Regions from separate parts of the Homo sapiens genome. Here all the other regions are linked to region 2. The links are chromatin contacts, found by Hi-C or POLR2A ChIA-PET in ENCODE. All regions are on one chromosome and are shown on one strand. The core of a region is the stretch at or near the end of the contact, and the rest is flanking DNA. Distances in the headings are between cores, read along the strand shown.

Region 1 (4,361 bases), core at 1,303-3,802, 940 kb before region 2:
TGCACGCCTGTAGTCCCAGCTACTCGGGAGGCTGAGGCACTAGAATTGCTTGAACTTGGGAGGTGGAGGTTGCAGTGAGCAGAGATTGTGTCACTGCACTCCTGCCTGGGCGACACAGCGAGACTCCATCTCAAAAAAAAAAAAAAAAAGTGAGTATCTTAAAAATGTAGAGTGACCTGTTTCATGACACTGGGGCTTTCCTAGGCACAATGAAAAGGTTTTGGTGGAAGAGAAACAATGAGAAGTTGAGGGAGGAAAGCGGTACAGTGTGGAGATAAAAGAGGTAAAGAAAGAATAGTCTGAGGGGATTCCTGTATTGAAGCCTCAAGGTAACCAGTAAGTGGTTTTGCCTTATGCCAGTGTTTCTCTAGATTTTTCTGTCATAGAGCCTTTTGCAAATCTAATGAAAATTATGACTCCTCTCCTGTTTTCTAATGAAAACGCCACATGTATAACTAGAGGGGTCTCAAATCTGAGAATGCAAAAAACTCACTGGATATGCTTATTAAAAAGGAAATTATTTGGCCCCATCCAAGATCAAAATCAGGATCTCTAGATGTGAGGCACAGAAATATACAGCTTGAACAAGTACACCTTAAGAAATATTTAGTTTAATATAATGTTAACATGTTAATTATATAATGTTAAATTATATAATGTTTTAGTTTTAGTGTAATATTTTAAGAAATATTGCCTGTTACACAATAGGGATTCTGAAGGGTGAAGGAGTGGGAGGGGGGTGGAGAATAAGGAATTACTTAATGGGTATAATGTACGTTATTCTAGGGACAGATACCCTGAAAGCCCTGATCTCACCACTACACAATCTATGCATACCAGTAAATCTTAATTTTTGGGGGGGTACGGACCCATCTGAGAATCTGACCTTGTCCACAAAATAATGCACATGCATATATGATGTTGCATATTACTTCAGAGAGCTTGAAAACTGACTCTCCCTCCCAAGCCCATACACTGACCCCCAAGTTTTACAAGGTTGCAAAGAAAAAAAATGAGCCAAGAATATTGCCCCATCCCGCAACCCCCGAACACTAAAGCAGACCTACAAAGAGCAACATAAGGCATTTTCAATTCCGAAGGTCTAGAGTAATGGTTTTCTGCATCTTTAACATTTATCAAGAGTGAGCTGAGTCATCATTTTTAAAATATTTGTAAATATTAATAAACTCTTTGGCAATACTTTATGTAGATTATGTAGATTATGCTCGTAACATATGTTTAACAACCAAACTACAATAAATCCCTTGTTTTATTTTATAATTAGAATAAACAATATTTAACATTTAATATATTCAGCTTGATCTCAATTGTGCAAATGTAATGCATAGAAAAAAAGACTGAGTAACCCAAAACTCTACTGAGACCTCTGAGACCTGGGGCTGTGATGTTTACCCTTCTTTCTGCTTTTCTGTACTCTCCAAGCAGACAAGAAGAAGTATCTACCTATACATAGGAGTGTGGAATAGGAATAAAATCCCAGAGTGGCTGGCCACATCCCCAGGTTCTAACCCTGCTTTGGCTACCGTAAAACTGTGACCACAGGCAAGTCACTTGAGCACAACGAATCAGCTATTAGTACATGACAGTAGCCACCTTATATGTTTCTACTGTCCCCTTTGTCATTATGCAGAAGATATCTAGGCCACTATTCCCCAGTTATAATTTCCCTATTTACAAGCTCTGTCTTTCCAACTATTGCAAACGTATCCAGAGACTTAAGGAGAAACTTTACTTGTTTTGCTTCCTTGGCCAGTGCAGTTATTTAGAAATAATGAAGGGTCCATGTTTTTGCTGAGAATCTCAGCGCCATGTACCAGTCCAGCATTTCCCAACCAATGCAATAATACCATTGTCATGTCAGGGAGTGACAAGTGATTAAAAGGTGATTACAGTATTTGAAATGTGACATTTCAGGAAAAGCTGCCTCGGTTACTGAGTAGCGCAGGTCCCCCGATGTGGAACCTAGTTCCATCCCTGCCAGTTCAGAAGCCAGAGCGGATATGCTCCTGCCAACCTCGCCTTCTTTCCCTAACTGCTCTCCTCTACCCACTTCGGGTATGCCCTCCTCAGGGCCTGCAAGGCGCGGGGCTGGGAAGACCGGGAAAGTCGGGTCAGGGGCCCGCCCGCCCTACTCGACTCCCTGCGCCCTGCGCCCGGCTCTTTTTAACCCCAGCGCCGCCAGGCCCGCAGGGAGGGGGTTCCCGGGTTTGGACCCGGACTAGGAGGCCGCATAGGGCACGCGGCCCTACCTGTGAGGGAGGCCAGCTGGAGACTGAACCCACACTCGGGAAGGAGGCCCAGCCCCAATCGCCTCTCAGGAGTGGGCGGGTCCGCTCAGGGACAGGGGCTCTAGAGGGAACGGCCACGCCCCGGACGCCGCCGGGAGCCAAGCGCCAAGGGAGGGGCGGCGGGCAACCGAGGCCAGGCGCCCGGGACAACGAGTACCTGGCGGCCGAACTGAGGACAACTGAGGGAACTCGCAGAGCAGGGCGGGAACGCTTCCAGCAATGGCGGCGGCTCGGCGGTGCCGGCCTCCAGGCAGGGCATTGCGCCTGCGCAGCCGGAGCGTCGGAACTACAGTGCCCAGAATCCTCAGCGCCTGAGCCCCCCGCCCCTTTTGTCTGCGTTAGTGAAGGAATTGGCTCTTCGAGGGTGAGAAAAAATTCCAATTGGATACACTTCTGTTGAGAAGCCTTGACTATGTGTCAAAAGCAATAGCACTAGAGATACAAATAATGACACAACCCTTGTCTTGGAACATTTAGGTGCGACTAAAGAAAGCCGTCGAGAGAACAGATAGATGTGATCCAGACAAATATGTGAACAAGTGCTTGGAAACACATATTTCTGAACAATTCCCTTTATGACAATTCCCTCAGAGTTGGAAGAGACAACAATTGATGACTATAATGCCAATTAAGTAGAATGGATATGAATGTCTGAAAATAAGCTGGAAATTTTAAGGCCAAAATTCTTCGAAATACAAAGAAAAAACCTTTCTGAAGACAAATAGCTGTAGAAGTTCTCCTCAATGCATACAAATGATAATTCTTAAAACACAATGACTGAAAGTATTTATTTGCAACAAATTTATTTGACCACTTATTCAAGGGCTGCTCGTCCAAGAGCTATATTAAGGTCTATTTACTTTATCCCTACCAAAGGCGGTATTTTTTGAGGATAGAAACTACATCTCATGGAGTTTATCACTCAGAGTGCCTACTTAGGAGACTGCTTGCATACTGAATGAAACGAAGGAAGAATGAATGAATAATTTGGGACCCCACCTCCCAACACACTTCCACATATCGAAATGCACACGGAATGAGGTACATCTTCTAAGGAGAGTGGCATTGAAGAGTAATCAAAACAACAGGATATTCACAGGAGGACTGGAATAAAACGAAATTTCCAGTGAAAAAGATTACTCAAAATATTTATTCAATACACTCTGAAATTAGAAACTAAGCAAATGTCTTTTGGAGATCCCAGTTCCCTCACATTCCCCACAGATGAAGATGAGCCAAACAGAAGTCCAAAACTTAAACATTACAAAACAAATAATAAAATAAGACACTGTGACTGAAAATCAGCACAAACAATAAACGGCAGAAATATATCCCCCAAAACTTCAGAGGCAGAGCTCATTTGATTAAAAATTTAAAATTATTACATTTAAAATGTTTAAGGACATGATAGATGGAATTAAAAACATTATCAACAAACAACAGAATGTAAAATAAGCCACCAGGAAAGTTTAGAGAAACATACACATTTCGTTAAACTATTAAAAAAAAATGTTTAACACAATATTTAGGGTAGATTATTACTTCTACAGGGATAAAGTCCAGGAAAGACAGACACACAGGTGACTTCAAAGGTATTGGTAGTGTTTTATTTCTTAATTTTGGTAGGAGTACACTGTTCAATTTGTAGTGATATTTGTTATAGGCAATTTTGTGTGCATTTTATATTTAGTAATTTTTAAACTCTTAAAGAACTCTTCTGTGAAGGAAGAAACTAATGCTTTTTGGCTTCAAATAATAAACCAATGGTTAAAAGTTACTTGAAGATAGATTTTGATTCAGATTGTATAACTTTATGCTAACAACGAACAGCTTTAGAAAATAGAGTAGGCTACCTTGTGCAATAATGAATTTGAATTCTTTGGAGAAGTTCAGGCAGAGATTAGATGAATCCTTGCTTAGAATTTTTAAATGTCCTCTTGGGAATTTGATTGCATGACCTGCAAGCTCTCTTCCACATAAGCATTTTGTGTTTACATGAATATTCCTTTCATTACATTTATTTTTCCTCCCATTGGGCCAGGTAATGAATAG
Region 2 (4,705 bases), core at 1,288-3,787:
AGGCTGGTCTCAAACTCCCGACCTCAGGTGATCCACCTGCTTTGGCCTCCCAGAGTGCTGGGATTACAGGCGTGAGCCACCGTGCCCAGCCCCAACAGCTGATTTTTTTTTTTTTTTTTTTAAAAACAAAAGCAAGATTCTGTACCTGCTGAAGCAGGCCCAGAAAAGAGCTGGTGGAGGGCATGGTACCCAGAGCAGCACTGTTTGGTATGACATGGCAGCCACTGGTCACAGGCAGTGCCACAAGCTTGGAATGCCACAGGACAAAATATGTCTGATATATATTTTGGTAACAATAAAATATATTGTCAAAATTATTTTTCTATTTCTTTGCTATTTTCCATTTCTTCTCACTAATTTAACATGGCTACTAGAAAGGTTTAAATTATGCATGTGGCACACGATGTTTCTACTGGACAGCACAGCAGCACAGGGCTAGCACCGGAGATCCTGCAGCTCAGACGCCCATGGGGTGAACAAAAACCTTGCAACTCTCCCAGGCCAGGGACTGACATATTTTAAAACCGGAGATTTTGATTGAGGAGGGAGTAGAGCTACCACATAAGCAAATATGTAATGTTGTATGTTGTATGTTTCTTTCTTTCTTTCTTTAAGAAAAATCCCTTGGCAACAGGAAGCTTAACTGCACCAACAAGGACAGCAGAAGAAAAGCAGAATGTTAGTCAACAAGGGTCACCCTGACCCGAACCCCAGCCCCAGCTCTCTCCAGCTGCACAGCCCTGGGGAGAAAGGAGAAAGAGCAGAGAAGCCCACCCCTCACACACCCGGTTAGTCTCCCCTGCCCACTGGCAGGCCCTGGGGCAGGCCCCTAGATGGGTCTGCAAAGGGACACTGCCCCCTTGCATTCTGCCCCCCCTTCTACATGGCTCCCCCACCCACCCTTCTACACGGTGGCTTCTGAGGGCAGCCCCTGGAGGTGATCATGACCCCCCATCTTGATCTGAGGATTAACAGATACAGGTTCACCTGGTGAAAATGCAGGAGCTGTAGGGGTAGGACCCATCACTCATCTGACTGCATGTTGTAATTCAATGGACAGTTTACTAAAGTAATAGTCTTCTTCCTGTCCTCTGCTGAGCACCCATCTGGCCAACGGTCCTGCGCTCCCTCAGGGCCAGCGGCCCATCTCCTCCTGTGCCTCCTGGAGGGCTTCGCAACTGCCTCCCTCCTCTGGGGAATCTTGCCCCACTGACTGACCTTTCGGCTCTCAGATCCCAGGTCCCTCCCTCGCAGATACGGCAACAGGCTCTCTTGGGATTTCAATCCCGCCTTCCCATCAGCTACTCTTCAAAACACTAACTGGTATTAGCTCCTTCAGAGAACTCTCTGGCTTTCCAGGCCTACAATCTCCCTCCCTAGAATGAAAGCTCAGTGACAGAAGTGCCCTTAAACTTCTGAGTGACACGAGGCCCTCAGCCGGCCCTGAATCAATACTGGCTGGATCAGTGAGTGAATAAATGCACATGTGAGTAAGGAATGAAGGGAGCGAAAGAACTGGATTAGAAGCTGCTTGGGGCAGAGATGTGCCTTACAGGCTTCATGAAGAGTGGGTGATGAAAAAGGTAAATGGAGCATCTAAGAGGAAGCTTTGATAGAAGGGAGAATGCAAGAGAGGTTGGAAATTGGAATCCATTGGAATTGGGAGCCTGGGGAGATGCCAGGACAGGCACTCTCTGGCCTAGGACTCTGCAGAGGGCAGCCTCAGCAGGCAAGCCAGGCCCCCAGCTTCTGGGGCCGGTCGCACCCATTATGGCCCCGAAACGGCTGGGTGGTGGTCTGCAGCCTGCCCAGGGCCGGCTGGGAGACAGGCAGGGTCCCCACCACTCTCTTGCCTCTGGGCAAAAGCTGGCCTCCTGACCCTGGGGGATGGACGGGAGCAGGGGCCACACAACACACTCCCAAACATATAATCGGCCTCCTTCACCCTCGCCCACGCTCAGTCACACACAGCCTCGGTCATACACACTCACACTCACTCTCCGGCACACTCTCAGAGCATCACATAATTTCAGTGAGACACAATCCCAAAGACTAACACGGACAACCTCTGAGTCTCACACAATCTCAGGGCCACACACAGGCACACAATCAGACGAGCTCAGGAACGCCCCCGTCTCTGACACACGCAATCTGAGGTTTACACGCGCGCGCACACGCACACACACAGACACCAGCCGGCGCTCCCGCACGCGGCTCCCCCACCCCCGCCACGCCACGCCCCCATTGCCTGGGAACTGGCGGCCCCGCCCCGCAGCGTTTGAGGCGCCGCAAGCCTTCACGCCCCTCGGGCCTTGCAGATCCCTCTCCCAGTTTCCGCGGCGGTCCGGTGCGGTCAGTACCTGTCTAAAATCAATATTGCCGAGGCCTCCGCAGCAGTCAGGCCCTGCCACCGAGCTGTTCGTTACCTCGGCTCCCGGGTTCCCAGATCTCTTCATCCGGGGGCCGCCTCAGGAGGCACCACGCGGGCCCCGCTGCAGCCACGCGCCCCCGGAACCGGACCTATAGAGCCGGGTAAGTGCCGCCAGTCGGGGCGCTTTCCCGGTGACCCCCAACATATTCCGGCCTTCTGGGAAATGTAGTTCCCCGTCACCGCGAAGTGCCTCTTTATCTGGGGGCTCGCGACAGCGTCTAGAGGAGCCGAGAACTACAAGTCCCAGTGTGTTTCGCCGCAGAGCCTGCCGGTTCCGCTGCAGCTACGTAGCAGTATCCCCTTGGATCCGGCCTCCCGCCCAGTGCCTTTGGTCGCCGGCTGCCGCACCCGAGCCTGTAACTGACCTGGCGTCCCTGCCCTTGCCTGGCGGCGGTGGGGCTAGAGGCCGGGGGCCGCGGGTCGTAGCTATAAGCAGCTTCCCGCGCAGCCTCCTGCGGACTTGGACTTGGCCCGGGTCACACACGCCCAGGGCCCCACACGCCCAGGGCCCCACGCCCTCTTCTGAAATTCGCTTTACTCTGGGGGCGGTGCGCGACGAGCACTGCCTAGAGCTTCCCGCCCCCGCGGCGCCCAGGCTCTTTAGCTCGGCCAAAGACCCCTCCTCCACTCATTTTTTCCTTCATTCATTCTCTCATTCACTCTCGAGTATTTTCTGAACCAGACTGTGCGCTGAGGGTACGGTAGGGAACAACACAGAGTCCCCCGCCCTCGCTTCCTCCTGACTGAGATAAAAGACAAAATGTGAATAAAGGGTTATAATATGGATGAGTACTGTGGTGGAAAAAACGGGGTGGGTCAAATGGTACGGAAGGATGCTGTCTTAGAATGTGCAGGGGAGGTGCCAGATGTGCCAAGTGTGAGGGCAGGGCAAACAAGGCAAGACGAATGGTATGTACAAAGGCCTGGAGACAGGACGGGCACCTAAGGAACAGAGAAAAGACCGGTGAGCTGTGGAGTAGTGATGGAGGGGGTCAAATGGAGAAGAGTTTAGACGATCGGGTCCCAGAAGAACCCCTTTTGTAGGCCGGGTGTGGTGGCTCATGCCTGTAATCCCAGCACTTTGGGAGGCCGAGGTGGGCGGATCACCAGAGGTCGGCAGTTCGAGACCAGCGTGACTAACACGGTGAAACCCCGTCTCTATTAAAAATACAAAAAATAGCCGGGTGTGGTGCGCGCACCTGTAATCCCAGCTACTCAGGAGGCTGAGGCAGGAGAATCGCTTGAACCCAGGAGGTGGAGGTTGCAGTGAGCGGAGATGGTGCCATTGCATGCCAGCCTGCGCGACAGAGCGAGACTCCCTCTCAAAAAAGAAAAAAGCCCTTTTGTAGCCAGGTGTTATGTAATATGGGGAAATAGACTGAGAGGTTCCAAGATTTGCTCAGTCACCCAGACTGCTGGGGGCCCAGACAGGACTTCTGCAGTCAGCTGCTTCCTGCTCCAGATGGCCCGTTTCTCTCCACCTTGGCCCACAGCACCTACCAGTGTTGAGCATTTACTGAGCAGCCACTGTGTGCTGCTTTAGAGGTAGTCCCAATCTTCACAACATCGCTAGGATGGGGCAGGCCAACCGAGGAGACAGGAAAGACACTGGCTTTGGAGCATGCACTATCTCTGTGACTGAGCCCACCTTCATTTTCCTCAAAAGTAAAAGGGAAATACATGTTGGTAAAACTCATCACCCAGGAACTGGCCTGTGGGAAGTGCTCAGTAGGCATTGGCCCCCGGCAGGGCTGGGGACACAGGCTCAGGGCTGGTTCTCTGACTTACCACTGTTACTAATGAGTGTCGGGACCCTTTCCCTGCTCAGTGTCCAGGCAGAGCTGCTAGAGGCAGAGCCATTTCTGAAGGAGCCCCCCGCAGCGGGAGGGCTTCTAGCAAGTCTTTCCCCTCCGCCTACCACACATCCACTTCACTGATGTTCCAGTCTTCTGACCTAACTGGTCACTCCTGTTTTGTTAAGCCCAGAAAACAAATTTTTGTGCGTTTGCTTTATCTGAGAACAAAGTAAGGCAACCGTAAGAGGTCACACCAGAACTGATGCAGTCCGATCCTCTACTCCAGCCTACCCAACCTGGGCCACCCTTCCTCTGTGAAAAGCAAACACCCCACCCAGGAGACAGACTTGCAGCTTGAAACAAGTCAGATAAAAACCTCCTGCCTGGCTCACACCTGGAATCCCAGCACTTTGGGAGGCCGAGGCAGGCGGATCATGAGGTCAGGAGTTCAAGACCAGCCTGACCAACACAGTGAAAC
Region 3 (4,200 bases), core at 1,566-4,065, 720 kb after region 2:
CTTCACAAAGGTTAACTTTCTGGTAGACAAAGGAGCTCTGGCTAAGCTGGTGGGACAAATTACAACGACATATGAGATCTGCTGTCACTGGGGAGGCAATGCCCTGGGTCCAAAATCTGTAGCTTGCATTACCAACCTAGAAAAGGCAAAGGCTAAAGAATTTGCCACTAAACTGGGTTAAGTACACACTGTTGTGTTTTCTGTACATAAAAATAAAAATTCTCTTTCCAAGAAAAGTCTTTCCTTTTGGCTGGAACTGCCATCTTGGAGTAATTTGCCAAAATGACGAACACAAAGGAAAAGAGGACGAGGCATCTGATGTATGTTCTCCTGGCCTTATAGAAAACATGGAGTTCGAGCTGGGCACGGTGGCTCACGCCTGTAACCCTAACACTTTGGGAGGCTAAGGCGGGTGGCTCACCTGAAGTCAGGAGTTCAAGACCATCCTGGCCAACACAGTGAAACTACTAAAAATACAAAAAATTAGCTGGGCATGGTGACAGGCACCTGTAATCCCAGCTACTAGGGAGGCTGAGGCAGGAGAATCGCTTGAACCCGGGAGGCGGAGGTTGCAGTGAGCTGAGATCACACCATTGCACTCCAGGCTGGGCAACAAGAGCAAAGCTCCATCTCAAAACAAACAAACAAAACAAAACAAAAATATGGAGTTTCTCTGGCCACAGACACCAGAATCTACAATGAAGGTGATATTGAGGACTTCGTGAGAATGCATACTGTTCAAAAGGGAATGACCCACAAATGTTACATGGCAGAACTGGAAAAGTCTATGTTACCCAGCATGCTGTTGGCACTGCTGCGAACAAGGGCTAGATTCTTGCCCAAAGAATTAATGTTTCTATTGAGCATATTAAGCACTCTAAGAACCAAGATCTTTCCTGAAATGTGTGAAGGAAAATGATCAAAAAAGAAGCAAGTCAAAGAGAAAGGGTTCACCTGAAGTGCCAGCCTGTTCCATTGAGGGAAGTACACTTTGTGAGAACCAATGGAAAAGAGCCTGAGCCGCTGGAACCTATTCCCTATGGATTCATGGTATGATAGGGTAAAAATAGATAAATACAAGACCTCTGGATTGCTTAAAAAAAAAAAAAAAAAAGGGAGAGAGAGAGAATGAATTCAGCAGAGCCTTGAAGGATAAGAAGTTAGGCGTAGGAGAACCATTTTTCAATGTCTACTTCATTGTCTAGAAGTAGACAAACCTTGGGGCTGGTCACCAGGACTTCTAGCACTGGAAACAGGTAAAGCTGTCAGCCAGCATTCACACAACCCTGGCTCCACTCCCACTATCCTTGATCTGGAAACAGGTCTTAGGACCCTGGGAACTAAAGAAAAATGAGCAGGGAACTTCCACCCATGCTCTTAGAAAAGTTCTCCAGAAAACCATTTCAGGATCTACTTTTGTTATCTGAGATATTTTCCTGGACAGCTCTTTATGTCTCCCGTGGCACCTCCTTTATGAAACTTTTTCTTATCCTCCCTTGCGTTTGTGCCTCCCGTGTGTGTAGAACACATTCTTACCACTTACCTCTCTCAGAATCAGTTCATTCGGGTAGGAACAGGGCTGACTTCAAATCTAATCCCCAAACCTTACCGTGTTGCTGTAAGTGTGCACTGTGAGGCTGGAAAGTCACAAGGGCTGTAGAATGCAGTGGCTGTGGCACAGGATGGGGAGGGCTAGGTTGGCTGGGGAACGATCGGGCAGGGCTTGAATGCCAAGTTAAGGGAATCTGGTCAGTAGTTCCCAAATGAATTTCTGAATCTCTAGGGAAAAACAGTAAAATACACACTTCCCCAGCCTCACACAAGACCCGAAGGGCAGCCAGCGCCCGAGGCGATTCCGAGAATCAGACAAGTTTGGGAACCTGCTAAGCGCAAGCAAAACAAAAGGTTTCCACGCAAATGAGTGAGATGTATCAACTACGTTTTAAAATGCACTCCAGTCCGAGAGCAGACAGGAGGCCACTGCAATAATCCAGACGAGGGGCAGTGAGGCCTGAGAAATGGGAGATAATCGCCTTCATCTCGATTCTTGGCGCCCACCACGCTGTCCCGCTCGGTGGGCCTCCCTTAAGGCACGCAGCTGATCGGAACGCGCTTTCTTACCCGCCTCATGCGACCGTTTGACAGCAGGTCGGCGATCCCCTTGGCCGCGTCGTTTTTTTCGGCCACACAGAGGACTTTCCGCACGCCTCGGAGGGCCATCTCCATGGCGGCGCGGGAAAAGGCACGGTCTTCGGGCCGTCGCAGCCACCGGAGCGCGTAGCGGGCGACAGGAAAGATCATCCTCAGACCTCGCGCCCGGAGCCGCTCCCCGGCTGCCGGCGCATCCTGGGGAAGCCAGAGATGAGGCTCAAATGGCGCCCACCGAAAGGGAACCAGAGCCTCGCTTCGGTCACGTCCCCACCAGCCTGCTGGCCTTTGGAGCTTCAGTCACTGAGCCTTTCCCGTGCCGCAGCCGCCGCCTCAGCACCGAATCCAGTATCTTGGCGTGGAACTTCCGCCCGCCTTCTCCAGCTACTTCCGCCAGGCGCGCGCCCCACAGCGACCTGGAACTACAACTCCCAGACTGTCCCGCGCCCCTCGTCCAAGCACGTTCCCCTCTGCCACCTTCCCGCCGCCCCCGTCTCACTCCGCCCCTCTTTCCCCTCCTTCCCGGCAGTGGTTGGTTAATCGGACTCCTTCTTGCGGGGAGCCGCCAGACACTCCCATCCAAGGCCTCTTTCTCATGACTTTTTAATCTCCTGCTCGGAAGTCTACGAGGACGCTTCCGGGTCACGCGGCGCGGACACCAGGAGTCATGTGATGTCAAGATGGCGGCGCCGCGGTAGCAGGATCCGGGTTGTGGCGTCCTAGGAGCCGCGACGGTTTCTGCCCTCGGGCAGTGAGGGGCAGCAGCGCTTGGCTGACCCCTGCGGCGTCCCGTAGCCTCGCGTTAAGCCTTGTTCAGAGCGGGGGCTTTTGCTGTCGCAGTGGGTTCCGGAGAGTGCAGGTGATTTCGCAGCAGGTTTCTTGTGCTGGCCGCGCTCGCCGGACGAAGAAGAGAAGGGCAGTTGGGCCTGCGGCCTTGGCGTTCATGAGGCCTCAGAGAGCTCCGGAGGAGCTACAACTGTGAGGGGGCTGCTAGAGTTCTTCTCCTCGGGTGTGTGAGAAGCAGCCTAGGACCCCGGGTTCGGGGAGTCGCAAAGAAGGCCGTAAGGGCTTCACTTCCTTCTCCGGAGGCCTGCCTTCTGCGCGTCGATTAACACCGCATTCTTTCCCACTTCCTCTCAATGTTTTCTTCATATATCTGGAAATATGATCAGCGCCCCTGACGTAGTGGCCTTCACCAAAGAGGAAGAGTATGAAGAAGAGCCTTACAATGAGCCGGCCCTGCCTGAGGAGTACTCGGTGCCGCTCTTCCCCTTCGCCAGTCAGGGTGCTAACCCCTGGTCAAAACTGTCCGGGGCCAAGTTTTCGAGGGACTTCATTCTTATTTCCGAGTTCTCTGAGCAGGTGGGACCCCAACCCTTACTGACCATCCCCAATGACACCAAAGTTTTTGGCACTTTTGATCTCAATTACTTCTCCCTGCGTATCATGTCTGTGGATTACCAGGCTTCCTTCGTGGGCCATCCTCCTGGATCTGCCTACCCCAAGCTGAACTTCGTGGAGGACTCCAAGGTGGTGCTGGGAGATTCTAAGGAGGGCGCCTTTGCATACGTGCACCACCTTACCCTATACGACCTGGAGGCCCGTGGCTTCGTGAGGCCGTTTTGCATGGCTTATATCTCTGCAGACCAGCATAAAATCATGCAGCAGTTCCAGGAGCTTTCAGCCGAATTTTCCAGAGCTTCTGAGTGCTTGAAGACTGGCAACAGGAAGGCATTTGCTGGGGAACTTGAAAAAAAGCTGAAAGACTTGGATTACACCAGGACAGTGCTACACACAGAAACGGAGATCCAGAAGAAAGCCAACGACAAAGGCTTTTACTCATCTCAGGCAATTGAGAAAGCCAATGAACTGGCCAGTGTGGAGAAGTCCATCATTGAACATCAAGACCTGCTGAAGCAGATCCGCTCATACCCTCATCGGAAGTTGAAGGGGCATGATTTGTGTCCTGGTGAGATGGAGCACATCCAGGATCAGGCCAGCCAGGCATCCACTACCTCTAACCCTGATGAGTCTGCCGACACAGACCTTTAC

Evidence for each region. Hi-C counts contacts between places; a loop is a spot of excess contacts on that map. ChIA-PET counts read pairs that join two places held with the same protein, here RNA polymerase II (POLR2A). Pooled maps may share reads with other maps.
Region 1: a loop to region 2 is called in a map of CD4-positive, alpha-beta T cell, with 8 times the contacts of the local background. The contact joins the promoter of ZNF624 here to the promoter of PEMT in region 2. A Hi-C loop is called at or near these places in 1 of 168 maps with a recorded cell type or tissue (CD4-positive, alpha-beta T cell) and 10 of 50 pooled maps.
Region 3: a loop to region 2 is called in a map of CD8-positive, alpha-beta T cell, with 25 times the contacts of the local background. The contact joins the promoter of SMCR8 here to the promoter of PEMT in region 2. A Hi-C loop is called at or near these places in 4 of 168 maps with a recorded cell type or tissue (CD4-positive, alpha-beta T cell, CD8-positive, alpha-beta T cell, gastrocnemius medialis and 1 more) and 17 of 50 pooled maps. POLR2A ChIA-PET finds 5 or more read pairs at or near these places in 1 of 52 experiments (AG04450).

Annotation. Positions count from the first base shown.
Region 1 is chr17:16,651,298-16,655,658 of GRCh38, forward strand. It overlaps ZNF624 (zinc finger protein 624), which reads right to left and starts at 2,553. Exons shown (of 6, transcript NM_020787.4): 1 at 2,467-2,553. LOC124903934 (a long non-coding RNA gene) reads left to right here and starts at 2,595. Exons shown (of 4, transcript XR_007065639.1): 1 at 2,595-2,673; 2 at 2,787-3,901; 3 at 4,351-4,361. RefSeq lists an enhancer at 1,797-2,307 and a silencer at 2,263-2,462.
Region 2 is chr17:17,589,171-17,593,875 of GRCh38, forward strand. It overlaps PEMT (phosphatidylethanolamine N-methyltransferase), which reads right to left and starts at 2,538. Exons shown (of 7, transcript NM_148172.3): 1 at 2,361-2,538. The coding sequence starts at 2,456. RefSeq lists enhancers at 1,983-2,724, 2,290-2,679.
Region 3 is chr17:18,312,478-18,316,677 of GRCh38, forward strand. It overlaps SMCR8 (SMCR8-C9orf72 complex subunit), which reads left to right and starts at 2,816. Exons shown (of 2, transcript NM_144775.3): 1 at 2,816-4,200. The coding sequence starts at 3,313. TOP3A (DNA topoisomerase III alpha) reads right to left here and starts at 2,517. Exons shown (of 19, transcript NM_004618.5): 1 at 2,122-2,517. The coding sequence starts at 2,301. It also overlaps the pseudogene RPL7AP65 and the pseudogene RPL21P121. RefSeq lists enhancers at 1,566-2,089, 2,037-2,126, 2,137-2,486, 2,614-3,137, 2,827-2,876 and a silencer at 2,637-2,686.